Linked DNA regions of Homo sapiens: all the other regions are linked to region 3. Evidence: chromatin loops called from intact Hi-C (ENCODE). Cell type or tissue: HepG2. All regions are shown on one strand.

The links. A loop is a pair of places that touch in the nucleus more often than their neighbours do. Peaks named below come from ENCODE experiments on the same cell type or tissue, not always from the same donor. Only the 100,000 strongest peaks of a DNase experiment are listed, where the experiment ranks them.
Region 1: it touches region 3 in a loop (7-fold over the local background); 8 of 110 quality-filtered maps call a loop at or near these places.
Region 2: it touches region 3 in a loop (9-fold over the local background); 4 of 110 quality-filtered maps call a loop at or near these places.

What each region holds. Positions count from the first base shown.
Region 1 is chr20:44,230,487-44,232,986 of GRCh38, forward strand. No RefSeq gene overlaps it. Among named protein-coding and RNA genes, the nearest start is that of GDAP1L1, 16 kb to the right of the region's middle. RefSeq lists an enhancer at 1,313-1,942. In HepG2, a CTCF peak has its summit at 1,396 (motif pointing right); DNase peaks (open chromatin) are centred at 825 and 1,405.
Region 2 is chr20:44,252,293-44,254,792 of GRCh38, forward strand. All of the region lies in intron 1 of GDAP1L1 (ganglioside induced differentiation associated protein 1 like 1), which reads left to right. Among named protein-coding and RNA genes, the nearest start is that of GDAP1L1, 6.2 kb to the left of the region's middle. In HepG2, a CTCF peak has its summit at 1,373 (motif pointing right); a DNase peak (open chromatin) is centred at 1,409.
Region 3 is chr20:44,309,905-44,312,404 of GRCh38, forward strand. FITM2 (fat storage inducing transmembrane protein 2) reads right to left here and starts at 1,298. Exons shown (of 2, transcript NM_001080472.4): 1 at 1,072-1,298. The coding sequence starts at 1,244. RefSeq lists enhancers at 145-874, 821-910, 875-1,604, 1,201-1,350. In HepG2, a CTCF peak has its summit at 1,405 (motif pointing left); a DNase peak (open chromatin) is centred at 1,337; H3K4me3 peaks cover 1,684 bases.

The DNA.
Region 1 (2,500 bases), 79 kb before region 3:
AGTGGCTCATGCCTGTAATCCCAGCACTTCGGGAGGCTGAGGTGGGCGGATCACCTGAAGTCAGGAGTTCGAGACCAGCCTGGCCAACACGGTGAAACCCTGTCTCTATTAAAAATATAAAAATGTGGCAGGTGTGGCGGACGCCTGTAATCCCAGCTACTGGGGAGGCTATGGCAGGAGAGTTGCTTGAACCTAGGAGGCAAAGGTTACAGTGAGCCGAGATCCCGGCATTGCACTCCAGCCTGGGTGACAAGAGAGAAACTCTGTCTCAAAAAAAAAAAAAAAAAACACAAGGGGCCGGGAGTGGTGGCTCACGCCTGTAATCCCAGCACTTTGGGAGGCTGAGGCAGGCAGATCACTTGAGGTCAGGAGTTCGAGACCAGCCTGGCCAACATGGTGAAACCCTGTCTCTACTAAAAATACAAAAAGTCAGGTATGGTGGCATGCACCTGTAGTCCCAGCTACTTGGGAGGTTGAGGCGGGAGAATCACTTGAACCCAGGAGGCAGAGGTTGCAGTCAACTGAGATCACGCCGCTGCACTCCAGCCCGGGCAACAGAATGAGACTGTCTCAAAATAAAAACAAACAAGGGACTAATATTTTCAACCAATTATATTGAAGTCAACAAATATTTATTGGGCAGATGCTATGAATATTATCTGCCGGACCCTCTGCCAGGTGCTGCAGACTCAACAGGTAGCCGCCACTGACCTTACTGAGCTTACAAACTAGCAGAGACCAACATGGAAGTTATTTCACACTCAGACAGTTTGTGTTTAACCAAACTGCCTTCATGCCCCATGACCTTGGCCACAGCTCTCTCATTATGGAAACTGTCAGGAGGTCTGGGCATAGGCGCGGTTTGATGAATCAACGTTGGCAGGGAGAGACACAGAGGAATCCTGAATCATCTCGCTCCCCATGCTCTTCTCGCGCCATGACCCGGCCTCCCTGCCTTTGGGGAGGCTGCATGTTCCAGCCCTGAGTGGAGGCCCCCTCCAAGCTCACACCCAACCCACAGGTTCTCCCTGAAAGAAGGTCATTCAACCCCTGCATGTTCTTTTCAGAAACAGGATGTTCACTGCCCTCTGCCTCAGCCCCTTCCTGCTTGTTTGAACCTTTTCCTTATATTGAACTGCAACAGCGCTCCCTATAACTTCCTCTGATTGGTCCCAGAACCTCACAGAACAAGTCTGTCATTTTCTCCAACCTGCAGATCTAAAGACCTTTAGATCTTCCTTGGGTGAAGCATGCAATCCCATAGTCTGCTCCTTGAGTGGATGCCGAGGGTCTGTGATGCCCTTCCCTGGCAGGAAGGGCCTGCAAACCCCTGCTGATTCACCAAACTGCACATGCCCAGACCTTCTGACAGGGTATTCATGAGCAGATGGCCACAGCAGGGGGCAGCAAGGGCCAGACACTTGGGGGCCAGCTATGCTGATGACACTGAAAAAACTTTCGCAGCTTCAAGAGCTGGGTGGGGAAGGACGAGAAGATGGGCCAGCCCTGATTGGAGGACCTAATCGGCTGTCCTCCCAAAAGGAGCCTGTGTGCCTTACAGCAGAGCTTCTCACAATTAAAGTGCATGCCAATCTCCTGGAAGTCTGCTAAACTGTGGGCTTAGGGTAGGGCCTGAGACTCTGCATTTCTTACAAGCTCCCAGTGCTGTGCTGATGCTTTAGACTATGCTTTGAGTAGCAAGACCCTGGGGCAGAGGGGAGGATCACAGTCCTCTATGAGAGCTTTAAAAATAGGGAAAGCGGCTGGGCACGGTGGGTCATGCCTATAATCCCAGCACTTTGGGAGGCTGAGGCGGGCAAATGACCTGAGGTCAGGAGTTCAAGACTAGCCTGGCCAACACGGTGAAACCCTATCTCTACTAAAAATACAAAAATTAGCTGGGCGTGGTGGTGGGTGCCTGTAGTCCCATCTACATGGGAGCCTGAGAGAGGAGAATCGCTTGAACCCAGGAGGCAGAGGTTGCAGAGAACCAAGATCATGCCACTGCACTCCAGCCTGGCGACACAGCAAGACTCTGTCTCAAAAATAAGTAAATAGGCTGGGCGCCTAATTATTTATTTATATTTATATATTTTTTATATTTATATTTTTTAAATAAATTTATTTTTATAAATTTATTTTATAAATAAATAGGCTGTGCACCTATTTATTTTTATTTATATATATTTTTTATTTATATTTTATTTATATTTATATTTATATTTATTATTTATTTATTTTATTACAGGCTCTCGCCTGTAGTCCCAACACTTTGGGAAGCCAAGGCGGGTGGATCACTTGAGGTCAGGAGTTTGAGACCAACCTGGCTAACATGGTGAAACCCTGTCTCTACTAAAAATACAAAAATTAACTGGTTGTTGTGGCAGGCATAAGCCCAGCTACTCGGGAAGGCTGAGGCAGGAGAATCACTTAAACCCGAGAGGCAGAGGTTGCAGTGAGCTAAGATCATGCCACTGCACTCCAGTCTTGGCAACAGAGT
Region 2 (2,500 bases), 58 kb before region 3:
CCTGAGGTCAGGAGTTTGAGACCAGTCTGGCCAACAGGTGAAACCCTGTCTCTCCTAAAAATACAGGCTGGGCGTGGTGGCTCGCGCCTGTAATCCCAGCACTTTGGGAGGCCAAGGCAGGCGGATCACCTGAAGTTAGGAGGTTGAGACCAGCCTGACCAACATGGTGAAATCCCGTCTCTACTAAAAATACAAAAATTAGCTGGGCGTGGTGGTGTGCACCTGTGATCCCAGCTACTCGGGAGGCTGAGACAAGAGAATCGCTTGAACCTGGGAGGCGGAGGTTGCAGTCAGCCGAGATTGCACCACTGCACTCCAGCTTGGGTAACAAGAGCGAAACTCAAGCTCAAAACAAACAAACAAACAAACAAAAAACAAAAGTTAGCTAGGCATGGTGGTGCATGCCTGTAGTCCCAGCTACTTGGGAGGCTGAGGCAGGAAAATCGATTGAATCCAGGAGATGGAGGTTGCGGTGAGCTGAGATTGCACCATTGAACTCCAGCCTGGACAACTGAGTGAGACCCTGTCTCAAAAAAAAAAAAAAAAAATCCTATGCACAACCCTTTCTGCTCCTACCCTCCTCGTCTATTCCTGACTGCTCTGCTCCAGACACACTGGCTTCCTTGCTATCTTTTGAGTATGTCCAACATGCTTAGAGCCTTAGCACTGGCTGTTCCCTCTGACTGAAGCTCTCTTCCCCAGGTCCCTGTGTGGACCACTTCCTCACTTCTTTCAAGCCTTTGCTCAAGGGCCACCTTCTCGAGAGGCCTGCCCTAATAGACCACCTTAATTAAAATTGCTACCTTTATCCCTGACACCATGGTACCCCGATTCCCCTTCCCTGCTCTATTTTCTCTTTTTTTGGACGCACTCACCGTCTTTTGACAGACCAAATTGCTTACCATCTGCCTGCCCCCACGGACATGTCAGTTCCCTGAGGGCAGGGATCATTGTTTTGTTCACTGCTAAGTTTCCAACAAGACCTGGCACATAGTAGGCACTCAATAAACAAGTGGTGAAAAGTGATGGATTTGCAAGCTGTAAGGTGTTATGTTAAAAAGCCATTTGATTCTGTAAATCTAAAACTGCTCTAAAAATAAGGCCTACTAATTTTTTTAAAAAAAGAATTTGAAATAAACTGAGGTCAGAGATGCTAAGTGTTTTATACAAAGTCACACCGCAACTAAATGACTAGGCAGAGACAACAACCCAGCCCATCACATAAACAAGGGCCTGGGTGAGGAGAGGCAGTGCCTGACCCATGACAATGCGGCACTGTGGGTGATTTTCAGGCACCAACAGGGAAGTTCGTTTACCTAGAGATGGTTGATGTCTGATCACACTAAGTGGTGACCACCTAGGTCTGGTCCAGCCTCCAGGGGGCAGAGATGGCAGATGGCCTTGGTAGCTGAATGCCCTTCCCTTAGGCTTGGCTTCCTCTCTGGGTCCCCTTCCTCCACAGGGTGACACATGGCTCTGGCCTGTAGCTCAGCTAAAGGTGAAAGTCTCCTTGGCCGCCTGCCAGGGTGACCCCAAAGCAGCTCCAAGCAGGATTATCATGCCTCTAAAGATATAGTCCCCTCCCCAAATAGCAGCCCTGATACTTTCATGGGAGACCCAGGGTAGAGCATGGGAGCGGCCCCTGGAGGCAGGTGCCCTGCCAAGATGGAAGGCCAACTGTCTGGCCCTACCAAGGGCAAAGGCCTGGTTTGGACTCTGTTTCCACCCATTCAGAGGTCCCAGCTTGGCCTGGAGGATGGAGGGCCAGGTAAAGACAAGAGAAGGGGGCTTTCTGCTCCAGCCAAACTCCAGTCTCCACTACTCTGGGCTTCTCCAGGGCACAGGCCGCCCATGAGCTCAAATATACACATGCATACCTGCTCCCACGCATGCACACTCACACTGACCGGGAACACACATGGCACACACTCACATGTACACACATGTGCACTCTCACATCCACACTCACACAGTCCTTGAATACTCACACTTACTCATACACTCTTCCATGCACACCCACACTCACACACACGCAGACACGCAAACACATTTGCTCACTCATACACACGCACTCACACTCAGACCCAAACAGATGCTGCCCCCAGGCTGCTCACTCTCTGCAACAGTTTTTCCCCCTCTCTCAGACAGAACGAGAAGCTCCCTCCCACTGCCGAGGAGGGAAGCAGAGCCAGCCCTGTCTCCTGCCTCCTGCAAGGTTGTGAATGTAGTAGTGTCAGCTTGCAGCAGGGCTGCGGGGCACTCTGTGAACACTGAATCCAGCCCCCTTGTTTTGCTGATGAGAAAAAGGAGGCTCAGAAAGGGGCAGTGATAGCTCTAAGGTCACACAGCATTGCTATGGCAGATCCAAGATGAGGACTTGAGTCCCTGCCTCCTAGCCCAGGGTCTCTACCTGCACCATGCGCCCCACCTATAGGACCTGCTCTTGGCTAATGGAGCAAATAAGTCTGTGAATGAATGTTGGGTGTTTCAGGGCAAGTTA
Region 3 (2,500 bases):
CTCATGATCTATTCTTAGCCCAGCCTCTCAGGGTGGGTGAGGAAGGAAGGTGGACCAAGGACAGAAGGACTTTTTTCTAGGTTCCAATGGATTCTCAGGCACCACCCCCAGGCCTGTCACTAAAATCTTCACTGGGACTGATAAGGAAGATCTTGCCAGAGCCAAGACCCGTCAGGCATTTGAGGAAGCTGCCTGTGAAAGGAACCAGGGTTTTAAGCAGATAACCAAAGTTGGGCTGACTTTCAGGACACGCCAGAGACACTTATTCTGGAAAACACTTAGGCTCACATCAAGGGAGCAGTTTTATCTTTCAGAGTTTCCCTTTATGACCGCAACAGAGTTTTTGTGCAATAAACTTACTAACCGGGAGTTTTGAAAAAAGCAAGTAAGCAAGCAAAGGAGTGGATGGGTGGAGTTAAGGAGATGTCTCAAAGCGCCCAGCTGGGATTGCTTTTCTGGGCCACTGCCATGCATTCTGAGTGGCTGAGATGATCCAAGGAGATCCAGGGGAAAGGGCACAGACTAGGGGGTTCCAGCCCTCTGTGAGTATCTCACAGGCGGGGGCTCTGCCTGTCACAGGCTGGGGCGAGGCTCTTCCACAGGTCGTAAAGGGATTCTGTCACGCGCTGGAGGGATCTGATCTGACGCAGGGTGGGGTCTGCGCGGGGTCTGCCACAGGCAGGCAGGACAGAGGTGAGATGGCATCTCCCAAACAGGGCAGGGGTCAGCTCCTAACTCCAAGGGGAGGCGGGGGAGTGGTGACAGGGGCTGGTTCATCCCCACCCCATTCCACACCCCTACATATACAGAGACACACACGACCCCGCTTGTCACCACCTGCCCAGTCAAGCTCATGCTGCCCAAAGTGGGTCTGCAAACACTAACTGCTAGTGACACCAGCTACCCCGGGGCCTCCCAGGCGTGACACGCGTGCAGATGCTGCTGTCACGGCTAGGAGGAGGACCTCCCCTCCAATGACTCGTCCACCACGGCAGCTAGCACCGGCTTCTCTGGGCGAGGCGACAGCGGGCCGGCTCGGGCGGGGACAGCGGAGGACCGGGGTGCACTCACACGTTGAGGACGTTGCGCTTGTTGCTGAGGTAGCTCTCGGGCAACGGGGACAACTCCTTGAGGAGGGAGCCCGCCAGCATGGAGGCCACCAGGGCCCAGGGCAGGTAGCGCCGCACGGCCGCCCGCACCAGCGTCCCCCGCAACAACCACTCGCAGCGCTCCAGATGCTCCATGCCGGATCTCGTCAGCCACCGTCCTCCTCTCCGTGCCCTCTCGGCCACCGTATCGCCCTTCGCCCGGACCTGCGCCTCCACCTCCCTTCGAGCGCATGCGCACTGCCCGCGAGTCCCACAGCTTGAGGCGTGCTTGGGCTCCGGAGCCCGCGCGCTCCCCCTCGTGGCCGCTGCTGCCTCTGGCGCGTGACGGTCCCCGAACTCGCTCGTCTCCTCTGCGCTCTCCTGGCCGCCTCCTCTCCCCGAGCCTCCGCGTCTTGCTCTGGTCTGGGAAAAAGCGCTTGTGAAAGTATTTGCTGGAGGCTGGAAGAGGATAAATGTAGCCCTGGAGAATTGGAGCAGTAGTCACAGCATCATTTGATCTTTCTTGGAGCCTCGGAGACACCTCTGCCATCTGAGTCTTAGTTTTCTCATCTGTAAAATGCGAGAGACAAGAGGAGATCAACCTTTCCCAAAAGCTAGTTTATGAGCTCAGGGGTTCATTACGTTGGCACACGTAGAGGGACATGAGATGAAGTTTCCTTAGGAATAATTATTGTATTTATTTATTTATTAGTTAGTTGGGGGGGGGTCCCTCTCTGTCGCCCAGGCTGGAGTGCAATGGCACCGTCGCAGCTCACCGCAACCTCAAATTTCTGGTCTCAAGCAATACTCCCACCTCAGCCTCCCGAGTAGCTGGGACCACAGGCGGGCACCACCACACCTGGCTAATTTTTTTTATTTTTATTTCTGTAGAGACAGGGTTTTGCTTCGTTGTCGAGGCTGGTCTCAAACTCCTGGGCTCAAGCGATCCTCCTGCCTCGGCTTCCTAAAATGCTGCAATTACAAGTGTGAGCCACCACGCTCTGCAGTTATTAAATTAATTAATTAATATAATTAATTTATTTAGAGACATAGTCTCGCTCTGTTGCCCAGGCTGGAATGCAGTGGCGCGATCTCAGCTCACTGCAGGCCTCTGCCTCCCAGGTTCAAGCGATTCTCCTGCCTCAGCCTCCCGAGTAGCTGGGATTACAGGCACGCACCACCACACCCAGCTAATTTTTGTATTTTTAGTAGAGATGGGGTTTCACCATGTCGGCCAGGCTGACCAACTCCTGTCCTCAAGTGATCTGACCTCTCCAAATCTTAACCTCAAGTGATCTGCCAGCCTTCACCTCCCAAAGTGCTGAGATTACAGGAGTGAGCCATCTCACCTGGTGCAATTATTACATTTAAAGTTTAAATTTCTAAATTTATTTTCACCTGGGCAACACAGT